Regions from separate parts of the Mus musculus genome. Here all the other regions are linked to region 3. The links are chromatin loops, found by intact Hi-C in ENCODE. Cell type or tissue: heart. All regions are shown on one strand.

Region 1 (8,000 bases), 200 kb before region 3:
ATGGAAGGGGCAGAGGGGGCTGGGATATCACCCAGGAGATGGCTGGATGAGAGCCAGGGGCCAACTGGTAGGTGTGTCCTCAGGTCCCAAGGCAGGACACCAATGAAGGTGTCTCCATGACACTCGGTATTGTGTTGGAAGGACTTTGGCAAGGTGATTATGTGCATCTACCCTAAGCTTTGTCCCCTGACTGGTTTATAGTCGTCTGGACACCCCTCATCTTCAGACTGTGGCCTCTCCTGGCCTAGGTATCAGGGTGTCGCCTTACCATGTGGAAAAGAGATGGCGTGTGTACCACTCACAGAACTGAGTCTTGTGGCTGCCTTGCCACGCCCCCCAGGGGGTGAGGCCAGGGAGGAAACAAGAGCACCCAGACTCCCACCAGCCTTGTGCTGAGTGCTGGCCAGTACTTTGGCCTTCCCATCCCTAGAGCTCGCTGCTGGCTATCCCCCTGCCCCGGAGAGCGATCCATCTCCAACTTCGAAGCTGTCTAGACTTGTTATCAGGCCCCTAATTCCTGAGAGCTGAGCGGGCAGTGGGCTGTCGAGATAGCAAGGGGGTGAAGTCACTGGCGTAAATCTGAGGCAGGAAGTCCATTCCGGGCCGATGGACGAGTGTGGGCCAGTGCCCGCGGGCCGAGATAACGCGTCTAGACTCGGCTGGCCATTTCCTCCTCTTCCGTGTGTCCTGTGGGCCTCGCCCTGCCTTCCTGCTTGCCCACTGCTCCAGTCCTGGGAGAAGCCCCTCTGGAGGAGGCCTCACCATTATCTGAAGAGTGGCTGCTGGGGACTCTTGGCCTCAGCTGGGTGTGGATCCTTTCCTAAATCCCAGAGGCCTTTCTGGAAAGGTCACACTGGCCTCTGTCACTGTCATTTCAGAGAGACCAATGGGTTAGGGAAAAGTGACGATTTTTTCCCTCCTGTAGCCAAAGGTCACTGGAAGGCCATGGGGGGTGGGCTGGGAGGACCCAGTTGATGTCAAACAGACCTAGCTATTTCCACAAGTCCTGCAGGAAAAAGCCAGAGTGAGCAAGCCTTATCTGGGACTGCCTCAGGCTTGTGGGACTCTGTTCAGCGTTTTGTTTCTGGAAAGAATAGCTAGTTCCATTGACCTGTAGGCACGCTGGCTGATCCTGAATCTTGGAGCTAGAGCAGGAGAAGAGGCCAAAGCTTCCTGTCTCCAGGTAAAGCCCACAGCATGCAGGGGCTGTGTGTAACCCAGGACTCAGGTGGAGAGCACAGGAAAAGCCCAACCTGTGTCTTGATCAGCTACCTTCAGTCTCTGAGACCTGGTGGTGTGTGCTGGTGGACTGTGATCTGGTGGGGGAATGTTCCCATAGGAAGGCAGAAGGTGTCCATAGTCACACCTCCACAGCCAGCAACGACAGAAGTCAAGAGGGCCTGCCCGAGAGCCCAACACCCTATGTCATGTCCAGCGCCGCACACACGGCATTCCGTCATAGATGGAATCCTGTAACTTGGTTGGAGAGACGGCTCAGGAGTGAAGTGCTGTGCCTTCCAGGATAATGAGAGGCCCTGTCTCAAAAAAAAAAAAAAAAAGTAGATGATATGCCTCTGAAGTGGTACACACCTCAACATCCACAGCCACACCAATACACACAAGTATACTGACATGCACACATGTGCACACACATGAGTAGCCTTGTTTGTGAGGAGCTGGGTTAGAGTCAGAACACAGGTAGGGTGGAGCTCAGAGCTCAGAATAACTCTCCACAGTCTGCCGTTCTGAATGACACAGCTTGTGTCTTGAAGCCACTGTATCTGTTCTGTCAGGCTCCATGGTTACACAGCTGAGAAAGGGGGTCGAGATGCCAGATACCATGGTCACTGCTGGGCCCCTCCTGCCTCTGCCATCAGGCAGGGCTGTACTTTTCTGAGATTCAGTGAGGTCTGCTGAACCCTGGCTGAGCACTCTCCACAGACATGGGAGTCAACATACACAGCAGGCAGCAGAGGCAACTAGGATGGCCTGAGGTTCTCTCAGCAGTGAATGGGGTTTAATGGGACCAGACTCCAGGGAAGGGACTGGACTCCCGTCCTATAGAACCACAGCAAGGGATGCTGCTGCTACTCAAGTCCACAGGAAAAGCTGTGTTTAAATGATGGGCTGTGTGACAGTTAGATAGCCAGACGATAAACTAACCAAGCTGGGGTTAGTATGCAGCCATGAAAAAGAACAGTGCACCCTCTATATCCAACATGAAATCCTTGTCAAAGGGAGCAGCAGGAAATGATAAAGGCCCTTAAATGATATAAGCCCTATACTATAAGCCCTACACAGGATGCATGCATCTTATGCATGTGTGCACAGGCTCACACGCTCCCTAAAGGCTGCTGTTCTGCAACCATAGATCTCTCTGCTCCTGCACTACCATAAGTGCAGCCAGAGGAGGCTGGGGCCCATTTATAAATAGAGCTGAGAATGGGACATTGATGCTCGTCTCAAGGGAGCTGATCAGGACACAGCGCTCAGCCCTGTGGGATTGCATCACAGAGACTCCACGGCCTTAGGCAGAGATGGATGGCCTTGGCCAGCTCTGAGCAGAGGCACCATTCTGAAGGATCTTTTAAGAAGTTTGACAGTGGGAGGCCTGGGGAGGGCACGGGCACTTAGTGCCCTCCCCATGGCTGGGACTTTCTGGCTGGCCCAGTGGGAGGGGCAGGGTCAGGGGTTATCTGCAGGTGGGCAGGGGGCCCCTTGGTCTGCACATCTGCCGAAGCCATTAAGGGGCCCCCTCTGCTCCCAGGAGGGTTGTGTCTCTTTAGCACCAAGCTCAGGTTTCTGACCTCTGAGCTTCTGGTATCTTTGCAGACCAGGGCCTTAAAGAGCTTTTCACAATTTCAATGAGAGGGATGGTGGCTTGAGGGACAGTCAGGGCAAGTGACAAAGGGCCTCTCCTCTCTGCTCAGGGTGAGATCTGAACTGCCCGCCGACACAGGGTGCTGCCCAGATGGTGTGCAGGTGGGAAGTGACATTTGTTCTTGACGCCAAGGATGCTGGTGGTGATGCCAACAAATGGCGGCCATGTGTCCTGTGGGGACCCCTGGGAGCCAAATTCAGTCCGGGAGGTTTCCAGCTTCCAGTTCAGACCAGCAGGAGGCAGCAGGGGGAGGAATAGGCATGGCTCTTGGTAGACTGACCCTAAGAGTCAGGCAAAGTGCAGACCTCTGCAGGCCTGTCCGAGAAATGGGATCAAATCCTGCCTGAGCAGATCCAGTGGTGGGAGGGGACATGGGGCAGCTGCATGAGAGACCATGTCCCTGACCATCATATGGCCAGGAGGTTGGGCACAGTAACCCTAAATCCTGCCACGCTGTGCCAGGGAACCGCTTGTTCTCACTTGATAAACAAGGAAACCAAGAAATTCACCCACAGCCTGCCCCTTCAACATTACACCAGCATGTCTCAGCACAGGACACCTTGCTTACTTTTCAGCCTAAAAGGGGTGGCAGCCATTTCTGGCTAACAGCTTTCTCTCCCCAGCTCTGGCTCCTGTCTGCAGGTGAGTCTAGGAGTGTGCCCTGGCCCCTGGTGGAGCACTGTTCTCAGTTTCTGCACAGTATACAGGGAGGTTCATGATGCGTAGATGTGCAAACATGGGTGGGCTTGGAGCTCTTGCGTCTCACAGCCTGGAGCCACCATCTGCCAGCCTGAGTCCTAGCAGCACAGACTAACGGTGAATAGGGCCCTCTGGTTATCTACTTTGGGACTCTAGCCTGTCTGAGAACCCTGGGCCTGCACCTGCCTGAACCCTCCGGAAAGGGCCTGTGTCACAGGGTAGAGAGGCTGGCGAGTGCCACGTCCTGCTGAAGTCATGCTGGTCAATGCTTTCTCCATTCTTTCTTGGTATTTATTTGAAAATTGACTCCCATGTCTCAGTGAATCATCTCAAAGTTCTTCAAGGGATACATGGCTTGTCGCTCTTTTACAGGAAAGAAAACATGGCGCGGGGGGGGGGGGGGCAGAAGGTTCTGAGCCACGTGGCTCAGAGCTGAGCCCGGGTCACACTTACTTTCCACAGCCTTCTCCGTGTGTGCGCATATGTGTGCATGCAAGTATGCATGTGTGTGTGCATGTGTGTGCATGCATGTGTGCATGCACGTGTGTATGTGTGTGTGCATGCACGTGTGAGTGTGTGTGTGCATGTACACACATCATGGTTGCAAAAGTAAGTTTTCTCTTCCCATCATATGGGTCCCAACGGATTGAACTTAGGTTGTCAGGCTTGCTGGTAAGTGCCTCTCCCTGCTGGTCTCCATCCACCACTGGCCTCTGGCTCCACTCTCTATTGTGAGAACAAGCTTAGTTAGGTTGGCCTCAACCCTGCCTCAGCCTCCTGAGTACTGGGCTATATCAGCTGTCACTCCTCACTTCTAAATGCTTGGGAACATGAAAGAGCAATGGGGGGAGGACCCTGACACAGAGATGTGACCTGGAACTCCCCTACATGACATAATGGGGAGACCTTTCCTATATCCCTAAACCACAGGGTTCTGAGCCTCAGAATCTGAACCAGCCATGGGGGTGAGGGTGACAGGTAACAAGACCCACTGTCACCCCAACATCAAGACAAAGTTCAAAGTTCAGAAGCTGCCAACTGGTTGTTTCTATGTTAGAGACCCCAAGGTTTTCTCTGAGAGAATCCCACCTACCCCTTGTGGGGGTCTGCTGAGGCCAGGCTAACTGCAGTCTATACTTTCTGTGCCTAGGAAGCCGGCCATCCCATCTGTTGCCCGAGGAAGGCCTGTGAACACCAGCTATACCCTCTGCAGCCTCTGGTGGCACACTGGCTGGTTCTGACCCTGAATGACCTCAGCACTCCCTTCTCCATCGAATCCACTTCTCATGCCCACACTTATTCATCCTGACTGTGCCAAGCCCTAAGTCCCTTTAATCTGTCCCCTTGGCCTTGTCTCCAGTAGCTCTGCATTCCCCTGTGTTCAGGTCCACCCTCTGCCTACCTTCTCTCACCTGCTGCTTCTGCTCTCGTGACCCCTGGGGAACCTCCAAGTTTGGGTCTTTATTTCAAGTGCTTTCTCACAGGCCAGCCCACAGGAGGGGCACCTGTGTGAGATTAAGTGCCCTCCCGCTGGTGGTCTAGTGGCTCAATGGCGCCCACTCTGGCCAGGTGGATTAACAACAGGTACACAGGGCTCTACGTGTTGAAACTGGCAGATTCCCTTTCCAAAACCCCCATTCTGCTGGCAATTATTAAGCTCTTACTGTTTATCTGCCTTGGAGAGGGTCCAGGGATGGAGGCGAGGCTGGTCACCCTGCCACAGAGATGAGAGAAAAGGCATGGGATCCTCTTGCAGGCTGGGATTTCTGCCTGGGGCCGAGGGAGTCTGGTGGGGGCAGGGCGGCGTGTAAAGTTTCCTCTGTCCTCCTCACTGGCCCCTGCATTCCCCCCTTTGGCTCCCAAACGATCCATCAGTCCATGGCTCACCTGTGAAACCCAAGGCTGGGAAGCTCTCTGCTGCTCTGTTACAAAAATCAAGATTTATCGGAACATGACAGGCCTGGAGGGTTTTATGACATGCACGGCGCCAATTCCTCCCGCTAACCTATTTGTCCCTGGTGGGGCGGGAGTGGTTTACGACTGCCAACACCACTCCATCTGCTCCGGAGCTTGTGACGCTGACAGCGGGGACAAAATGTCCAACCCTGTCCGGGCCCCGCGGCGGGATTATCGCTTCAGGACTTGGGGGCATGGGCGTGCTCTCCTGGAGAAAGACCCTGGGCTCACCCCGGCTCTGCCTGTGGGGATGAAATTCAAGCAGCTCTGACAGTCTGTGAATTATCTGTCTTGCAGCCTTCCTCCTCCTGGCTCTTTTATCTCCACGGTGGAAGCCACATCGGGGTAAAAACGGAGGTTTTTCTCCCCGTGAACTGTTCTTTTGACATCTCTACAAAGGCCTCATGACACCCAAATTACCTTCGTCTCAGGAAATAAAGACACAATGTGGGGACCATTTGGAACCTCTTAAAAGGAGAGGTTGGCCTGATCTGGAAGCTTCCAGGGAGGCTAGGAAGCGTGTGTGTGTGTGTGTGTGTGTGTGTGTGTGTGTGCCCCAGGGTCCAGGGAGGGGTCCCCACCAGGCAACTGGAAGTACCTGTAACGCCATGAGCACTGTCTTGGGCCACCCCCGAGCATGTGCATCCAATAATCTTGTCTTATACACAATGGCATTTTTGGTGTGTTTGGTGAGTGAGCTCTACCCCTCTTCAGCCTGAGAGCCTGTTCCAGGATGCTGAAACCCAGAGATGTGTGACAGGCTGCAGAGGGGCCTAGTAGGTGACTCCTCCAAAAGCTACTTTTTGTTGAGAAGGATCCAGGCTGGAGGATCACACCAGTTGCTGCAGAAGACCAAGGTGGCTGCCTCAGGAATGGTTGATGGCAGCCACAGCCACTGATATTACAGGGTCAAGTGTTTCCCATGGCATCTAAAGCTGCGATGTCAGGCAGTGTCCTCATGGGGCAAGGCCAGGGTAGAGAATACCCATGTACCTCCTAGCCTCCAAGTGGAAACCCAGGCTGCCGAACAGGTCTGTCTCCACAGCCGTCTGAACCTTCTCCACTCAATACATGCACCAACCCACCCAAACTCAACGACTTTCTCCAGCAACCTTCAACAGCCTATGAGCTCAGTATGCAGTAGGTGCCCACTTGATGCTCAGGGATTCCAGTTCATCGTCAGCTAATCCAAGGAACTCAGAACCCCCTCTCTGGCACTTAACAGTGGCCATGGTCTCTAGCAAGGCCATGAGCCCAGAGCTGAGATGACAATAGGACCTAGTCCTAGCCCCAGTCTGCTGGGAGGGCAGGGCAAGATGCTGTAGGAAACCTGTGTAGAGAGGCATGCAGTAAGTGCACAATACGAGCTCAGCCCAGTGAAGAGAAGGAGAAAAAGGAGGAGGAGGGGGAGGAAGAGGAGTGGGAGGAGGAGGAGGAAAAGGAAGAAGGGGAAGAAGAAGAAGATGAAGGGGAAGAAGAAGAGGAGGAGGAGGAGGAGGAAGAGGGAAGGAGGGGGAGTAGAGGGAGGGGAGGAGGGGGAAGAGTTCAAGGAAGAGGAGGAGGGGGGAGGAAGAGGGGGAGGAGGAGGAGGGGAGGAGAAGGAAAAGAGGAGGAAGAGGAAGAAGGGGAAGAAGAAGACAAAGAAGAAGAGGAGGAGGAAGAGGAGGAGAAGGAGGAGGGGGAGGAGGGGGAGGGAGAGGAGGAAGGGGTAGGGGAAGGGGAAGAAGAAGGGGAAAGGGAAGAAGAAGAAGAAGAAGAAGAAGAAGAAGAAGAAGAAGAAGAAGAAGAGGAGGAGGAGGAGGAGGAGGAGGAGGAGGAGGAGGAGGAGGAGGAGGAGGAGGAGGAAGAAAGAGGGAGGGGGAGGGAAAAGGGAAAAGGGAAATGGAAGGGGTAAGAGGAAGAACTCAAAGGAAACCTCTGTCCTCTCCCCCAAAGCACCACCCTGGGAAACCTGAATGCCCAAGTGCCCAAGTGAGCTGGAGGGCGTGCCGCCTTGCTTTCTGAGCATGGCTCATGCTACTCGCAGCTGTGCCCCTGGTGTGGCACACACCAGCCAGTGTCCATGGACAACAAAGCATATCTGAGTGGCAGGGAGCAGCCCCTGCACACCACTGTTTATTGACCTTGAATGACCAAATATATTTATATACAAATGAGAAATAAGGAACATTGACTCTGAGTGCCCAGTGTGGCCTCACTTCCAGTGTCCTACCACCCTATGGTATGGCCCGGGGCACACAGATTCCTGCTAAACTGGCTGTGACTTGAACTTAAAGGAAGGGGTGTGCTGGACAGCTCAACCACAGGAGGCATCTTTGTCAAACATCCAACCCTGGGGGAGTAGGGCCGGGTGTGGTAGTGCACACCTGAAAACTCAACTTTCAGGAGGTAAAGACAGGAGGCGAGCCAGACTGGGCTATGAGAGCTATGAGAGAGAGACAGAGACAGAGAGACAGAGACAGAG
Region 2 (8,000 bases), 280 kb before region 3:
TTTCAGACCTCAGCAGTCAAGGAAGCTTGTCATGGCCTGGGCTGGCAATGGCCTTCTTCAAACGGAAGCATCAGCGTGAAAGGTAGCCAGCAGCAGAGACAATGACATAGGAAATCTCACTGAGCTAGCTCTTTACTGGGGTAGCTGGACTCAGAAACACCCCAAATCCCACCCTTATCACCCACAGCAGTCCCAAGCCTATATGCCGAAGTGTGTTGGACGGCTGTGACACCCTGGAGGGCCTCATTGGCCAGAGTGCTCGGGGCATGTCTGAGTTGTTGGAGTCTAGACCTGAGAAAGCTAACAGGGGTGCCTTGTTGTCAGGGGCAGCCAGCCTCAGGCCGCACCTCAAAGGTACCAGAGCCTGGCCTTGGCCTTTCTCGGCTCCCTGCATCCCACCCTTGGGTGCTGGAGTTGGAAGTCCCTCCGGTTCCCCTTCTTTCCAGGCTCCCTCTTGCTGCGCTCGCTCGGGCTGATGGCGGATTATCCTCCGAAAATCCACTTGGAAGGGATTTTTGTTTTGTTTTGTTTTCTCTACTTGACACTTGAGAGTAAAGTAGGCCATTTATCTTCCAGGCAGAAGAATTTCAACAGTGCGGCCTCTTGGTGCGGCTCGGGCTCCGGGTGTGGAGACAGCTTTAGGTCTCCTTGCAGGGGCTTTGGACAGTCTTAGCTGCTGCCTCCTAAACTCGTGAGCTTTTCTCCCCTCCAGCTAATCCCCTGCCTGCCACCCCTCCCCTGGATCCAGCCCACCTCAAGCTCCACAGACTGAAAGGCGTATTCATGCTCCAGCCGGCTGTTTGTTTAAACTCACCCTGTGTTAGTCCGTGTTAAATGCAACAGAACGAGAAGAAATGGAATTTTCTGCCGGCTTTTGATCAAAGAGAGGACTTGAAAAAATTCAAGACGGGTTCCTGCAGGACACTGTTAAACACAGGCTCTGCGTTTCTGCACGCCAGTGTTTAGTTGGCTGGAGGAACGAGTTCTTTATCCTTTTGATCTCGGGAAGAAAACACACATGCATACACACACACACACACATCACACACGTGTATACATATGACATGCACAAACACATGAACATATAAACACATACACATACATACATAAACATACATACACAGACCACAGACACAAACATGCATGCATCCCCTTAACATACACACACATAGGTATGCCATATGTGTATATGCACACTCATACCCCAGTCACACACATACATGTACACAGACACCGGCACCCATGCACATCCCCACACCATAAACAAGAAACTATGGCCATCCTTTTCCGAGACACCCCAGCTGTGGAGGACCACCCTTTAATGAATTTGAAACATGGCCCCACTGCAAAATGCAAACTCTTTGTTTTTATTCCTTTCATGGGAATTCAGGGTGAAGTCTCTCTGTTCTCCAGGCCACAGGATGCCGACCACATGCTCAGAACACCCTGTCTCTCTCACCCCATCTATCTTCGTGGTGGGACCAATCATGAAATGTCCATCCTGGCTCCCCAGCTTGGAGGCAAATGCCGATGAAATGTCCTTAACATGTCCCCATTTCCTGTCATCCAGGGAGATCCCCAGGGGCTCGGGCCGCTGAGTTTAAGGCAGGGACCGCAGATCTGCAGCAGAGTCGATGGCCGTCTCACGCAGGGAATTTGGAGGTTTCGATCAGCCTGATCCACAGCAGCCAGTCAAAGCAGCCTTCGTATTACATGGATACACAGGCTAATACCCCAAGCTCTTACTTAGACTGACCTGGGACCAGTGCAGGCCCTGGAAAAAGTTAAAACGTGCCCTGCCGCCTTCCCCCTCCTCACTCGCTTTTCCATTATGGAAAAAAACCCGATTTTTTTTTTTTTTAATTTGTTGTGTTTCTACAATCGATTGTTTGGTTATCGGCACTGCCCGTTTCCTGATGCTCATTTCTGTTTCGACACAAATCAGTCTCGTTTCCTTTTGGAATAAGGATCAGGCTGGGAAGTGGACCCAGAACCGTGAGTTTTCCCTCTGTTCCCTCCAGCCCCGAGCTCCTGAGCCCCGCTTCAGCTCTGGGGTGACTCTCCCCAGCCTCCTGGCTCTCCTGGGCCAGTGCAGGCAGCCTGAGCTCTGCTCTCCCCATTTAGGAAGGAGATTCTAGAATTTCTACACAAACATCACATAGGAAGGGGAGGGAGGGACTTCCATTTTCATTTTAAGGCTCTAAAAGAAGGGGAAAGTAAACAGGGTGGGCTGTTTTATCTCAGGGGTTCATGGGGAGTCCCTACTGAATTTACCAAATAAAATGAATTTCAAAATTTTCATTTTCTCATTTTATTCCGGCAGAAAATGAGTTTGCCTTTATAATATCCAGAGCTTTCAAACTCTATTGAGTGAGAAATTAAGTTACAGAAAGTAAATACTCTGGTCTCTCCACACGCCCGAAACGAGACAGCCTGTCACTGTAACATGATAGCAAGCCCGGCTTTGGGGTCCAGGATCACTTATTATTTTTTTTTATGATGTATAATAATGAGAAACAAGACCCAGTTAAAATGTTCCTCTTTTAGAATGGTTGAAGTGTGATACAAAATAAATTTGATTGTAATTTTAATTTGTAAACCTAAGTTGCCAATTAAAAAAAAATCTTCCCAATGTCTTAAAACACGGAAAAAATGTAAAGAAAACAAAAATGAATGTTCTTGGCCACGGGAAATTCTATCTTTATATAGAAACACACATGTAAGGCAGGCGCTCTGGTAACGGGAGTGCTTTGCCTTTCGTTACAAAGAGAAAGCAATATTTGAACTGCAGAACGAGCGGACACAAGGAAGAAGGGTGGCTGGCTATTTGCATAGGAAAATCCAGAGACCGACACTAGGCAGATGTGGGCTTGGACTGTGATTGTATTTATAACAAAAGCTACATAAATGTAAGAAAAAAAGAGAGAAAGTTATTTTGCTTAAGTGCCTGGAAAAAAATTGGAATAATATTTGGGTTACTCCTGTCTTGTGCTTTGTGTTCTGGAAACCCGTGGGGTCCAGGAAGGATTAGAGAACTCCACTGGGGACTTGGGGAGACAGCCGAGCCTTAAAGAGTGCTTGCTGCTCTTCCAGGGGACCCAAGCCGGTTCCCAGCATTCACATAGGGTGGCTCATACTCTCTGTAGCTCCAGTTTCAGGTGATCCAGTGCCTCTACCTCCACGGGCACACATTCATACATGCGTGCATGTGTGTACGCTCACACACACACACACACACACACACACCCCAAATATTTGTTTTTAAAGCACTTTACCTAAATCGGAAGTGTGTGTATTGTGTATTTGTGCATGTGCATATGTATGTGTGCATGTGTGTGTGCACATGTGCGTGGGAGAGACTGCATGTGTGCATTGAATATGTGTGTGTTTGGTGTGCTTGTGTGTATGTGAGTGTCTCACACCCGTAACCTCAGGAGGTATACAGAGGGGTAAATGGAAGGGAAGATAACTTTTACCTCAGAAATTCTCTGTTAACACAAAACTCTTAAATGATAAAAAAAAAAAGCATATATATATATATATTAAAGGTAGGTCGACGGGGGATAGATCAGCGTGCCAATACAGAGAGGCAGGCGACCGTTTCTCTGTGATTCCCACCAATCCATATTCCTTTCTTCACTCTGGACCCTTGAACAGAAAGCAACCTTCTTGGGGACGTCTGGCTGCTGCCCAGTAGATGGTGCTGTGACTTCTAGAGATAGGAGGGTGGAGTGGGGGTGGGGAGGGCAGGACAGTGAGGTCTGCCACAAGCCCATCTCTGCGAACTTCCACGGAAAGAGGAGACTCCTCTATGAGGCCTCTGCAAGGTGCCACCTATCAAAGACTATTTAAAGTAGTTAGGCCAAATGTCTGTCACCAAATGTCCGATCCTTAGGAAAGGACCTAGGGGGTAGAGAGAGAGAGGTGTGGGGCACTTAGGAGACACTTAATATCTCAGAATTAAGGTGCCTGACCACACACTCTCTGCCCTCATGGTCACCACGGAGACCGAGTGCCCGCAGAGTTGAATTGACAGGTGTCAGTCACGATGGGCACCTAGTCTCGGAGGATGGCGGGGAGAGTCTGGGCCGGAGCTACTCCCTGTGTCTTCCCATTGGCACCTGTCAGACACTGGCTGCTCTTGGCTTTAGCTCTCTCCTGTCACTGTCTCCTGGTCAGGAAGAATTTTTCACCTTCTTCCTCAAGTGAACATTTTTCTACCCGTCTCCCTAAGAATGTGGTCCCGTGATTTGTCGCACTGAGTGTTTAATCTACAGACATTTTCAGATGACCTTGATGGACAGCATGGCTCATTAATTTCTTTTAGGCAACCATTAGCTGAGCTGTTTCTAATCTAGAAGGCAGCCTGAGTGTCGGCAAAATATCTCAGACAATCTGGGATTCCACAAAAGCAGCAAAAAGATTTATTTCCTTCTCTGAGAATGGGGCTCTTTCTTCTTGGGGATGAGCGAGAGGAGGCTTCTCTGGGCTCCACACTCGACGGTAAAGACAGAACGGCGGAGGGAGAAGCGTGACTTCATCTGGTCTGGTAGCAATTAATCTCATATCGTTTCTTGAAGTTTTAATTGATTGACACACCAGCTTTTATGCTTGTATGTGTTTACAAATTGTACGAGTTAGTTACCTTCCGTTCACAGCAAGGGTTCATGTATTAATAAAATGATTGTGCAAAAAAAAAAGAAAGAAGAAAAGAAAGAAAGAAAGAAAGAAAGAAAGAAAGAAAGAAAGAAAGAAAGAAAGAAAGAAAGAAACCACCAGCTGTTTAAATAAATTCTGTTCTGGTTTAAAGATTCTGCCCTTTGGGAGAAAGTCATTCTGAGTTGAGCGGCAGACACCAGCGAACAGTTACCATGTAAATAAATCTTCCTGTAACTTAGCGCTATTTTTCTTGTGCAAGATACTAACACATTAGAAAATAAACTTTGTGTGTTGGGCCCTGTTTGTATGGAGCAAGCTTCTGTAAGATGATCCGGAGAAAATGTGAACCAACCCCCGTGTGTGTTGGCTTCTTAGCTATTTGATATGTAGAAAGCTCTAGAGAATAAAAGGGGGCAGCTCTGGCAAGAGCCATTCACATTTCCGCTGTCGCACGGAGGAGCTGTTATCAGAGCGAGGGCTGACGCACAGAAAGAGCCGGTCACCTGGCACGTTGGCTTAGGGGATAATTTAATTACCCACCAATTAGTGTTAACTTGCATTTCTGCCCAGGCCGGCCTTCTCGAAGTCTTGTTTATTTCTAGAAATCAGGATGGTGACAGCTGTAATAGGCCATTCAGCAGCAAACATTTTCTCATTTAATTGAAAATATTTTAGCTTTCAGGGACCAAGCAAAGCAGGACTTTCAGGGTTGATGTGCAGAACTCCTGGCTGGAGGGGAGTAGGGGGGGGGGGAGTGTTAAATAGAGAACTCCCCAGCCTGCCCGGCTGTGCCTGGCCACTTCCCTTTGCCTGGCAAGTTGGTGGGTTTTCACGGTTGGTGCGGCCACCCCACCCCTTTGGAGATTTTTTTTTCCTCCCGGTGAAGGGGAGAATGCAGACTCAGTTCCCCCTCTACATGTGGGAGTGACTAAGCATCTTGGGAGGCCCGAGTCGCTGGCAGGCATCAGCTGCATCTGTCACCAATAGCGTCAGCAATAGCGTGCTGGTTCAGAGACTGCATCTTATGTTTGTAAACTTCTCAATTTTTGTTTTCCGAGAAAGGCATGATTGATCTCTAGGCATAAAGGTGGGGAGATGCTCTCTGGTCCTCCCTGACAGCTGAAGGCAATCAGGGCCCATCTTTGGTGCCGTGTTTTAGTTAAAAGGTAAAAAGAAACGCAGACCCTCAGACCAGGAGACTCTGGAGGTATGCAGCCTTCACCCCAGGACCCCCACCTCTGTTGCTTCAGGGGAAGTTGGTCCTGAAGGATCCCAGGAGTCTCACCTTGCCCCTCTGCATATCCCTGCCTACCATCGTGTGGTTCTTTTGGAAGGAGACAGGAAACCCTGGATTGACATTTAGGGATCAGCTAACACGTCTGAACTGGGTGTGAGGAGGAAGTCTCCACGTTCCTTTGTGCAAACGAGCTTCACAGATCAAACCCGCCAGGCTCTTGTGCAAACTCTTCTGCACTTCAGGAGAGTGAGCCTTGGGAGGCAAAGCCCTTCCCAGCTAGCTGCATGCCCTTCAGGAGCAGGGTAGTTCAGATCTCTCCTGCCGCCGTGGCTCTGTCTGGGGATATAACTTGGCCGGTAGGGGCAGTGGTTCCACAGTGTGGAGGAAGGCTTCCTGCATCTCACCCATCTCCCTGCTGCTGTTCTGTATGATGCTCTCCCTTCATCCCCTTGCCCACTCGGTGTCCTGGACCTCGCTTTCGTGTTTGTACAACATTGGTAGCCGACTCTCCCTTAACTGGAGCCCAGGCCTGTGGTGCATAAACGCCCCAGGCTTTCTGGAACCCCCCAGCCATGCTTGCAGCCACTCTGCAAACTCCACCACACTGAAGGCAAACCAGTGGTCGTTCCAAACTCACCTGGTGGCGTCTCCCAATGAGTCAAGATGGAGAACAATGCCAATAACCTCTCTGGACACTTAAAGAAACTTAACACGCCCTGAGGGCTAAGCCAGGGAGAACTGGTAGCTTGGGTTCAGGACAGTACTTTTAAAATACTTTTTAAACTTCCCTTTTTGAGAAAGAATCTCATGTAGCCCAGGCTAGCCTTGAACTCTCGATGTAGCTGAGGATGACCTTGAAGTTCTGATCTTCCTGTTTCTACTTCCTGAGGGTGGGGATGGCAGATACCAGGGGATGGAACCTAGGGGTTCCTGCATGGTAGACAAGCACCCTATCGGCTGAGCTAGACCCCCACCCCCTAGCCCACACGTTCTTAACAGGCTTCACTAGGTAGCATTTTATGGGGTGACCAGCTGAGTGGATGAACTTGGAAGCAGAGCCAGGCTGTGTAGGGAGCGAAGGTGCCAGAGAGAGTGGCTTTGGGTTCATGTTGGGTTCCGTTTCTTGTTTAGTGAGTTTCTTGCATGTTTAGCCCTTTGGCTGTTTTCTTCTGCATAAACTTCAGTTTACATTTTGCTTTCTAGAGCTTTGCACTTGGGTCAAAAGGGCCTGGTTGGCAGGGCGCACCCAGTAAAGGTCTTGCTATGGCCCCTGATCTCTGGAAGAAGCACTGAAGAACTATCTGCCCCACCTCTCAGATGCCACCTAGCTGGGTGTTCCCGGGGCGTTTCTCAGACTTGCTGGGTCCTGCTTTTCTATGGCTTGTAGGAGGAGGGAGTCAAGCAATCGCTAAACAAATGTCCCTAAGGTGCTAGAGACCAGGGAGGTGTGTTCTCTCACCTGAGTGGCTACCACCACCCCAAGTTAGGCATGTGGGGTCTTAGACCCCCCAAACCCAGATACAGAAGTCTGAGGACTTCTGGAGATATACCCCCACTCACAGAGATGAAGGCCAACAGGAAGCTACAAAAAACAGCTCCAATGCCGAAGACCTCCAGGGAGACAGTCGCCCCACAGCCTGCTTTCCTGTGAGCCTCGAACCCACTGGGACACAGGGGCTGAGACCTGCGCAGGTGCCGGCGTCGACTGTCCTCTGGGAGCTTTGTCCAGTGTGTGTGTGTGTGTGTGTGTGTGTGTGTGTGTGTGTGTGTGTGTGTGTGGTGGGGTGTGGCCTGGGATACACTGCAGAGCCAGCTAGAGCCTCAGGCAGTGTAGCCCAGGTTCCCTGCTTACTCCATCCTTGCATTCCTGGGTCTGGGAGGAGGGTCAGGGCTTTGAAGCTGAAGGGATAGCAAGGCATGGAAGGCTGGCTGTGGGTCACAATGGGGGCAGTGTGGTTAGGGTGGGAGCCAGTGTAGTGGGAAGTCAACAGGTGAAAGCTACCCCTGATGAGCTCTGTATGTCATCAGTCCTCCACAGGCTCCTGTGTTCGAATACCCGGGCCTCTGCTGGTTGGTACCATTTTGGGAAATAACAGAACCTTTA
Region 3 (8,000 bases):
TGCACGGAGCTCTCTGCTCCTGGTTCTGAGAGAGGGGCGCTTTCCGTCGCTTTCTGCGGCTCCGTCGAAGAAGGTTCCCATGGAGGAGGCGAAGCCGGTGCGGTCCTGGGGCTGGAGCGGACTGGACAGCCTCAGTATTTGGTGCAGTCGTAAGAGTAGGGGGCTGCGTGGCGGTAGAGGGACGGCGTAGCTCGATAGGGCAGCTGACAGCTCGCATTGCTCACCTGGGACTCCCCGAGGGACGAGTTGTCCAGTCCTAGCCGGTGCGAGTTGAACATCTCCCGGACGTTGGGGAAAGTTTGCTGTTGGGTTGCAAACGTGTGGCCGGGGAGGTGGCTCAGGTCCCCGCCGTGGTTCAGATACCAGGAGGTGGCCTGGGTGGCGGGCTGCGGCGCGGGAGGGGGCTGCGGGGCGGGCGGTGGCGCCTGCGGGTGGAGGTGGCCGTGATGCTGGTGGTGGTGACCCGAGGCCCCCAACGCGCCCTCCTGACCCGCTGCGAGGTTGAGGGCGCCGAGCGGGGAGCCGGGGCCGCTCGGGTGGTCCGACAGAGCCTCGTCCAGCGCGGGCGGAACGCACACGTGCGCGGGCCGCTCGGCCCCGGTGTACAGACTCATAGCCCGCATACTGCACTGGTAGCCCGCGGAGCCCGCAGCCTCCAGGCCCTGCGCGCACGGCTGCGTGTAAGCGGCGGGTGGCGCTGCGGCGTATGGCAGTGCCAGCGGTGGCACCACCAGGCCGGCGCGCGCGGCCGCTGGGCTCAGATCGCCGCCCGGAGGCGACGTGCGCAGCGTCATGATGGTCTCCACGCTGAAGCCGGGCAGCCCGTTAGGCGCCGCGGCGTGGTGCTCCGGCAGCGAGCCGTCTGGGGAACCTGCGGGCGTGGAGGATGCGCTGCGCGGACTGGCCTGCAGCGCTCCCTCGGGGCTCAGCGTCTCCACCTTGGTGATGACCGGCAGCGCGGGGGACGCCGCCTCGCTCTTAACCACGACTTTCTTCTCGGCCTCCTTGGGCCCGTCAGCTACCGGGGTCCCTGTCGGAGCGCCCTTGGCCGTGGTCGAGGGCGGCTCCTTGAGGTGGGCCCGCTCCTCCTTGTCCTTGGGCACATCCTTCTTCTTGAAGCGCCGCCGCCGCCGCAGGAAGCTGCCATTCTCGAACATGTTGTAGGAGTCCGGGTCGAGCGTCCAGTAGCTGCCCTTGCCCGGCTTCTTGTCGTCGCGCGGCACTTTCACGAAGCACTCATTGAGTGACAGGTTGTGGCGGATGCTGTTCTGCCAGCCCTGCTTGTTCTCGCGGTAGAAGGGGAAACGGTCCATGATGAACTGGTAGATGCCGTTCAGAGTGATCTTCTTCTCTGGCGCGTTCTGGATCGCCATGGTGATGAGCGCTATATAGCTGTAGGGCGGCTTCACCAGGTCCTTGGGCGCCGCGGGCTGGTGGTGGTAGGGCGCGTAGGAGCGGCCCATGCCGGCGCCGTACTGCTCCGGGTGGCCGGAGTAGACGCCCATGGGGCTGGCCATGCCGCCGTAGCTGCCGGCCGCCCGGTAGTAGTTTTGCTCACTCAAATAGGGTACCACTCCCAGGGCGTTGGGGTCCGATACCGAGTAACGCGCCTGCATGCTGCGTCCCAGACGCCCGGTCGCCGCCTGCGCGCACCGACTGCGGCCCGCGGCGAGCGAGGCCCGGAGCAGGAGAGCAGGAAGGGACGGAGCGATGCAGGCAGCCCCGACTCGGGGCAGCCTCGCGGTCCACGCGCGGAAGACGCCGGCGCTCGGGTTCAGCCGACCGGGCGGATCGGCATCCTGAAGGGTGCACGGCAGGCGGCCCCGCTGGCCGCGCACTCTCGGCTTGGCGGGTGGCAGCCCTGAGCTGGCGGCACAGACGCCACGCGCGACCGTGGAGCGACACCAGCCCTTCCGAGTGCTAGAAAAGGAGACAGCGGCTCTCGGGGCCCCGCCAGGAGAACTGCAGCCCGCAGCGTCAGCGAGCTAGGGTCCGGAGAGGCTGCGCGGCCGAGCCCGGAAAAAGAAGCAAAGTCCCTTTTAGGGATTGGGAAAAGTTTCAAAAGTCTTCTGGCTCAAAGCGAGTTTTTACTTTCTTCAGGCCGCGCCCCCTCCAGGAAGTTTGCACCAATCATCTGGCAGCTGCGAGAAGGATGGCACCAATCAAAACGAGGAGCGCCTGAATCCGTCGGCTCTAAGACCCAGATGCTCTTAGCCAGATCTCCCCCCCCCCCAGCTCAAGTTAACTTGAGGACTTTTAAAAATGAGTTACATCTTATAAAATTTTATTTTATTATCACATTTTGTTTAACGAGACCACGTGTCCAGAGCAAAAATTAAAAACCCTGTTCCTTTGGAAAATAAAAAGAAGTTTAGTTTGAAATATAACATCGAATTGATGAAGTTGGGCAGAGATTTGCCCCCAAGACCTTGTAAGTAGGAAAGAGCCTGGAGATTTTTTTTTTATTATTATTAATGGATGAAGAGGCGAATAATTAGATTTCTTAATTATCGGGGCCTAGTTGTAATGGGTTCAGAGCAAACGGACTGAGCGTGTAGGGCCTGTTGAATGCAGTGATGGATAATTCACAGGACGCTTCCAGGTTGAGGAAGAGCCCACAAAGGAGGCCGGGTTGGAGAATTCGGTTCCTCTCCCCTTCACGACGGGGTCGGGCTGGGAGGGAAGGCTTAGTGGGAATGCCAAACTGGGAAGGTAACACCTAAGGAACCATTGGTCCTTCGTCTTCGCTGCTACTTAGGTGATCCATCTGAGTCCTCCAAACAATTTCGTGGGGTTCAGGGAAGCGCGTGAACCCAACTGTTGCTTTCCTGGTCTCCTCTCCCGCATAGACGAGGGCTAGCTTTCCCTGCCATCCATCCCGGCCTCTCCCTTCTCCCCACCTATGAAAGCGCTGTCTGGAGGTTAGGACAAGGCAGCCAGCCCCCGGGAGCTGGTGTCCCCGTTCGGCGTGGGGAGCTCCAAGCCTGCACTCCATCGCCGGCTTCGTCACTGGAAACGCAAAGGAGCGCGGCACTGTGTAGCCTCGGACCCGCTTCCCTAGCTGTTGCCGGGGCCCGGCGTGGGTCCCACTCCGCGGTCAGCATCTTTGGGATCCTGTAAATTGACTGTATTTCAGGCTGTTTGTTTTACTGAGTTTTGATAAGGTGAGCTGAGGACCAGGGGCTCCTTAGAGGGCCTGGTAACTGAAGGACTTTTTTTTTTTTTAATTTTATGCCAACCTTGACGCACAGCGACTCGGAGTTCCCCGACCTTCAAGCGTGCTCCTTCCCTCTAGGAATCCCGGGGACAGTTTGTTTATTTGTGGACTGGTATTTATTCCTTCAACATCTCCAGTCGTCATCGGATCCCTGCTCGGTCCGCTTCCTCAGAAGCACCGAGATGTCCCTACGGAATGGCTCTATGCCTCGCAGAACCTTCTGGAAGTTGTTGGTCCGGTTGGGTAGGGAAGAAGGCGACAGATAAAACATTTGTCTCAGTCTTTCTTCTTCTCCGACCCCCCCCCCACGCCACCACCATAGCCCCCCACCCCCTTTAGATTTTCGGCAAAAGGCTTTGAGAGATTAGAACTCACTGTTTCAGCTTTGGCGGGTGAGGAAACTTTAGTGGCATTGCTTGACGTACCGAAGCAGCAAAATAGGTTTTATGTGTGCTACCTTTGACTCGAGAACCAGAATTTAAAGGACAGGGCTGCACAGGGCCCCCTGACCTGGATGGAGAATCTCGGGAAACACATTTTTGTGGGTGTCCTGGATTCTTTTTTTGACTAATTCCTCTCTCCCCTCCCTTAAAGCAGCAAAGTCAGGCTTCTGGTGCATGTCCGGTGTAGATCTGGGTAGGGGGTTAAGCCTTCCCCTCCCCTCTCAGGGACTCACTAAGAGTTATTGTTCCAATGTCCTTAGTGTGTTTTCGTTCACTTTTTTTTAAAAAAATAACTGTGACAGAAAACGTCTTGCCCCTCATGAAACTCGTGGCAAGTAGTGTTGAATTTTTCTCACGATGTTGCTGAAAATTCCATTCACTGATCAAGAACAACCCCCTCCCCATGGGCTTCCTACAGGGGCACAATTTACTCTGCTTTTATGAGGTGTGTGTGTGTGTGTGTGTCTGTCCCCGTGTTAAACAGCTTTATCAAAGCACGGGGCAGAAACCGAACGCCTCAGACTATGAAATCTAAATTGCCATAAGCCACTTTCTGCCTGCGTATGCCAAATTTAAACCAGTGTCTTCTTAAAAGAACTTTGGTTTAAATTCTCAAATGGATCGACCCACGACCCCTCTCCTAAAGAAAGAGTGGGGGCTCCTGGGGAGGCTCGTTCCTTCGCGCAGGACCTGGCCTCCTTGCTTCTGTGGAGCACTGAGAGAGATGTTTGTTCCGGTTTCTAAAAACAACACTGCACACACACCTGGACTTGGCAGGAACCAGGTCCGGCTCCTGCAGCCAGCAGAGGCCTCAGCTCTCTGAGACTTGCTACATTCTTGCTTATTGCCTGTTCCTTCTCTTCCTTGTCTTGTTGTCAACGAGTCGAAGGCAAATCAGACCCCAGAGGGCCCTGTGTGTTTGTCAAATAATAAGCGATGAAAAGGGCAGGGAGGTGCCTCCCCGGCTTCCCGCCCGGCCCTTCTTCCTCGGCAGGCGCCCTGGCTTCATCACCTGGAGGCGCCTGGCGAATACTCCGTGGGTGGTGGTGCCATCTTGAGGCCGGTTGTGGAACTACTACGGAAAAGGCGGCGGGGAGCAGCGAGGAAAGCCAGTCAGGTTTGGTTCTAATGACGGTGCTGACACCTTGTGGACACCACGACGCTTTGCACTGCAAGAATAAAACCCATAAAGAAGCCAACTGGGCCTGGCGCTTGGCTTATGAAAAGCCATTTTCCGAATGAAGGGACTCTGAGCTCGAGCGTGGCAAACATGGCTCTGGCAAGCCTTACCCTTTTCTCTCATTCCCTCTGCCTGGCTAAAAACTCTTAGATTACATTCCTAACGTTAGCCCTGAAGGTCTATTCCCTTATTTGGCCACTTCCTCCTCCTGAGGCTAAATACCAAGGTCCAGATATCAAAGTTTTGAAGTCTTGCAATCGGAAGCCCTGGTTGCTTCACCTAATCAACTAATGACCACTCAAAACATACTACAGCTCCCTAGCCCGTTCTAACCCGGACCTCCCTTTTTTTTTCTTTTTTAAAGTTACTCCTGCAAGGTCTGCTGTTTTAAAGTTACTCCTGCAAGGTCTGCTGTTTCTCCTCCTGAGTCAGAAAGCGGCTTTTAACCTTTTTTCTCCACCGATTAAAGGATTTCTTTGTGAAAACCGGTGTTTGGGTGCGGTTTGTACCTAATCTGGGGTCCAGGAGGGTGCTCCCCCCCCCACACACACACACTGGCAGGGGTCTCTTTCACTGAAGCTCTGTATTGAGGCTAAGAAACAGAAACATTTTTGAGACTTCTGGAAGTTTCCAGAGAAGCAAGGAGGTTCTCCCCGTGGCTGGCTAGAAGGCTGGATTCACCCCACAGGGCTGTTTAACAAATTGGCCTCTACTTGCAGAGCTGTGTTGTGGAGAAGAGCTGTGGAGTTGAGCAGAGAGCTGACTATTCAGATGTGTGATGAAAGCCAGGTCTGGAGACTTCTGCCTTTCAGGCCCAGCCTGGACCAAGGCAGACAAGCTAGAAGCAGATTTTGTTCTCAACTCTCTGTTCAGCATCCTCTGGGCCCAGGAGATGCCTTCTGTTTTAAAAACCAGATAGCAAAAGAGTCCCAGGTTCCCAAAGGCTTCTTGAAAACTGGCCCGTGGAATAGACAGGGGCAGAGGAACCCCCTTCCCTTGGAGACAGGGTCTCTCTATGTAGTAGACCTGGCTGGTCTGGAACTCACAGAGATTCAGAGATATGTTTTCTTAGTGCCGGGATTAAACATGCACACCACACCCCAGCATCGGAGCTGCTGTTGGTTGGTTGAGTGATTGAGACAGCATTTCTCTGTCTGTGTAGTCCTGGCTGTCCTGGAACTCTCTGTAGACCAGGCTGGTCTCAAGCTTAGAGATCTGCCTGCCTCTGCCTCTTGAGTGCTGGGACTAAAGGTGTGCCCCACCACTGCCTCGCCTCAGAGCTACATATTTTTTTTTAGATTATTTATTTATTTATTTATTTAATGTATATGAGTACACTGTTGCCCAGAAGAGTGAATCAGATCCCATTACAGATGGTTGTGAGTCACCCTGTGTTGCTGGGAATTGAACTCAGGACCTCTGGAAAAAACCTTTCTCGGGACAAAAGTCTCACTTCTTGATGGGTCCTAAGTCATTTTAGTGAGAATTTTCTAGAAGTAGCCACAGTAAAGGAAAGGGTGGGGATAGGAGTTACAAGACATTAAAGATCCCAGAGACTCCATGCCACGTTTGATGCCACATGGCAGAAAGCATAACAAAGGGCAGGTCTGAGGCATTTGGAATCCAGAGTGTGCCCTGGACAGCCGTCTTCCCCAGGTTGAGATTCCTGAGTGAGATAGGACTTGTGCTCAGATAAGAACACGCCCTGCCTGTAGCAAGCACATGTCAAAATATTTAGAGCTAATGTCACAGCCTCTGCAACTTTTAAAGTATTTGAAAAGGGTTGTGTCATGGAGCAGAGCAATTGCCAGGCACTCGGGGCCCTGATTTCCATCCCAGCGCTTTGGAAGAAGACAGGGATAGAGGAAGGGAAGGAGGAAGGAGAGAAGGAAGTGGGGGGGGGGGAGAAAGAAGCAAAGGGTGGAGGGGAAGGGAGGGGAAAGTAAGTACTTGACTAGTGATGGGTGGGACTTTAGCCTGTTTTCAATAAATACTCTGACAAAGGAAATTTCAGCTCACAGTTCCTCAATTTTCAGCAGTAGTGGCAATGTGGCGGGAGGGGGACAGAGACACGACAGGAACTACACACTATAGCCACAGTGAAGGGAGCCAGGGTGACCACCTGGGGGCTGGTGTTCAGCTCTGCTCTGTTTCACACAGTCCAGGACCCCAGTCAGGGAATGTGATGCCCACCACAGTGTTGGATCCTCCCCCCCACTACCCACCCCCAATTAATGCCTCCAAGATAATCCCCCCACACACAAGTTCCCAGTCCCCTCTCCCAAGTGAGCCTAGAGTCTGTCAAACTGACAGTGGACACTAAGTATCACAGCTGACAGAAATAGGAAGCCGGAGTCTCATGAATGTAACAAAATGTATCAAAATGTAACAAAATAGGGGCTTTTGAACTTAGTGCCTCCATTGTAGCAGCCCTGAGATTTTTCTGTAAATTAGGAAAATTTTAAAAATCAAAATATCATTATAATTCTGAAAATAGAACAGAAATGAGGCAGAGAGTAAAGGTCTTTCCACCCCAGTCAGTGGATGGAGAATGTTCAAGAACCTCCTAGGGTCCCCTCTCCCACTGCTCTGGGATTTTCTAAGACTCAGGCCATGAATAGCTGAGAGCTGTACTCAACCTCCCCAGTTTGGACTAGTGTCTCAAAGTGACAAGAAGATGGATTCTGGGACAATAAGATGCACATGGACTGGGCAGAGCCGGGGCACGGTGGGGATCAAGCCACTGCCTGGACATGGCACCTGCTTTACCTTTAGGAGTGACAAAGCCAGGATCACGGTCACTTTGCTTCAGCCAGGACCATCTCCAGGCCCATCGCACCCGCTGAGTCTTTGCCGTCCATCACATTATCACATTCAGGTACTTGACACGCGCGGCCCTTTACCCTCTTCCATTTTTTTCCAGCTACGCCAGTTCAGTGTGGTGGGAACTGCTTGTATCTGCTGCCAGGCCACACTACAGCAGAAGGAGAGGGAATCTGGGCAGGCTAGACGCCATGTTGTTAGGATCTCTTCCTATTTTAATTAAAAAATGTTTTGCATTTATGTGTCCGGGGGAGGGGGACACGCACCAGGTTGACTGTGCTGAGGTCATAGGGCAGCTTCCAGGAGTCAGAAGTCAGCTCTGTCCTTCCAACATGTA

The links. Peaks named below come from ENCODE experiments on the same cell type or tissue, not always from the same donor. Only the 100,000 strongest peaks of a DNase experiment are listed, where the experiment ranks them.
Region 1: a loop joins it to region 3, with 2.9 times the contacts of the local background. A loop is called at or near these places in 3 of 42 quality-filtered maps.
Region 2: a loop joins it to region 3, with 7 times the contacts of the local background. A loop is called at or near these places in 25 of 42 quality-filtered maps.

The regions. Positions count from the first base shown.
Region 1 is chr8:121,308,762-121,316,761 of GRCm38, reverse strand. No RefSeq gene overlaps it. Among named protein-coding and RNA genes, the nearest start is that of Gm33823, 48 kb to the right of the region's middle. In heart, CTCF peaks have their summits at 3,097 (motif pointing right) and 5,117; a DNase peak (open chromatin) is centred at 5,641; H3K4me3 peaks cover 766 bases; H3K27ac peaks cover 6,096 bases.
Region 2 is chr8:121,389,032-121,397,031 of GRCm38, reverse strand. No RefSeq gene overlaps it. Among named protein-coding and RNA genes, the nearest start is that of Gm26747, 26 kb to the left of the region's middle. In heart, CTCF peaks have their summits at 3,681 (motif pointing right) and 6,256; DNase peaks (open chromatin) are centred at 1,561 and 3,711; H3K4me3 peaks cover 855 bases; H3K27ac peaks cover 4,531 bases; H3K27me3 peaks cover 3,667 bases.
Region 3 is chr8:121,110,231-121,118,230 of GRCm38, reverse strand. Foxc2 (forkhead box C2) reads right to left here and starts at 2,060. Exons shown (of 1, transcript NM_013519.2): 1 at 1-2,060. The coding sequence starts at 1,616. The coding sequence ends at 132. In heart, CTCF peaks have their summits at 782, 2,077 (motif pointing left) and 4,757 (motif pointing left); DNase peaks (open chromatin) are centred at 388, 1,350, 2,110, 4,720 and 3 weaker places; H3K4me3 peaks cover 4,510 bases; H3K27ac peaks cover 2,674 bases; H3K27me3 peaks cover 4,260 bases.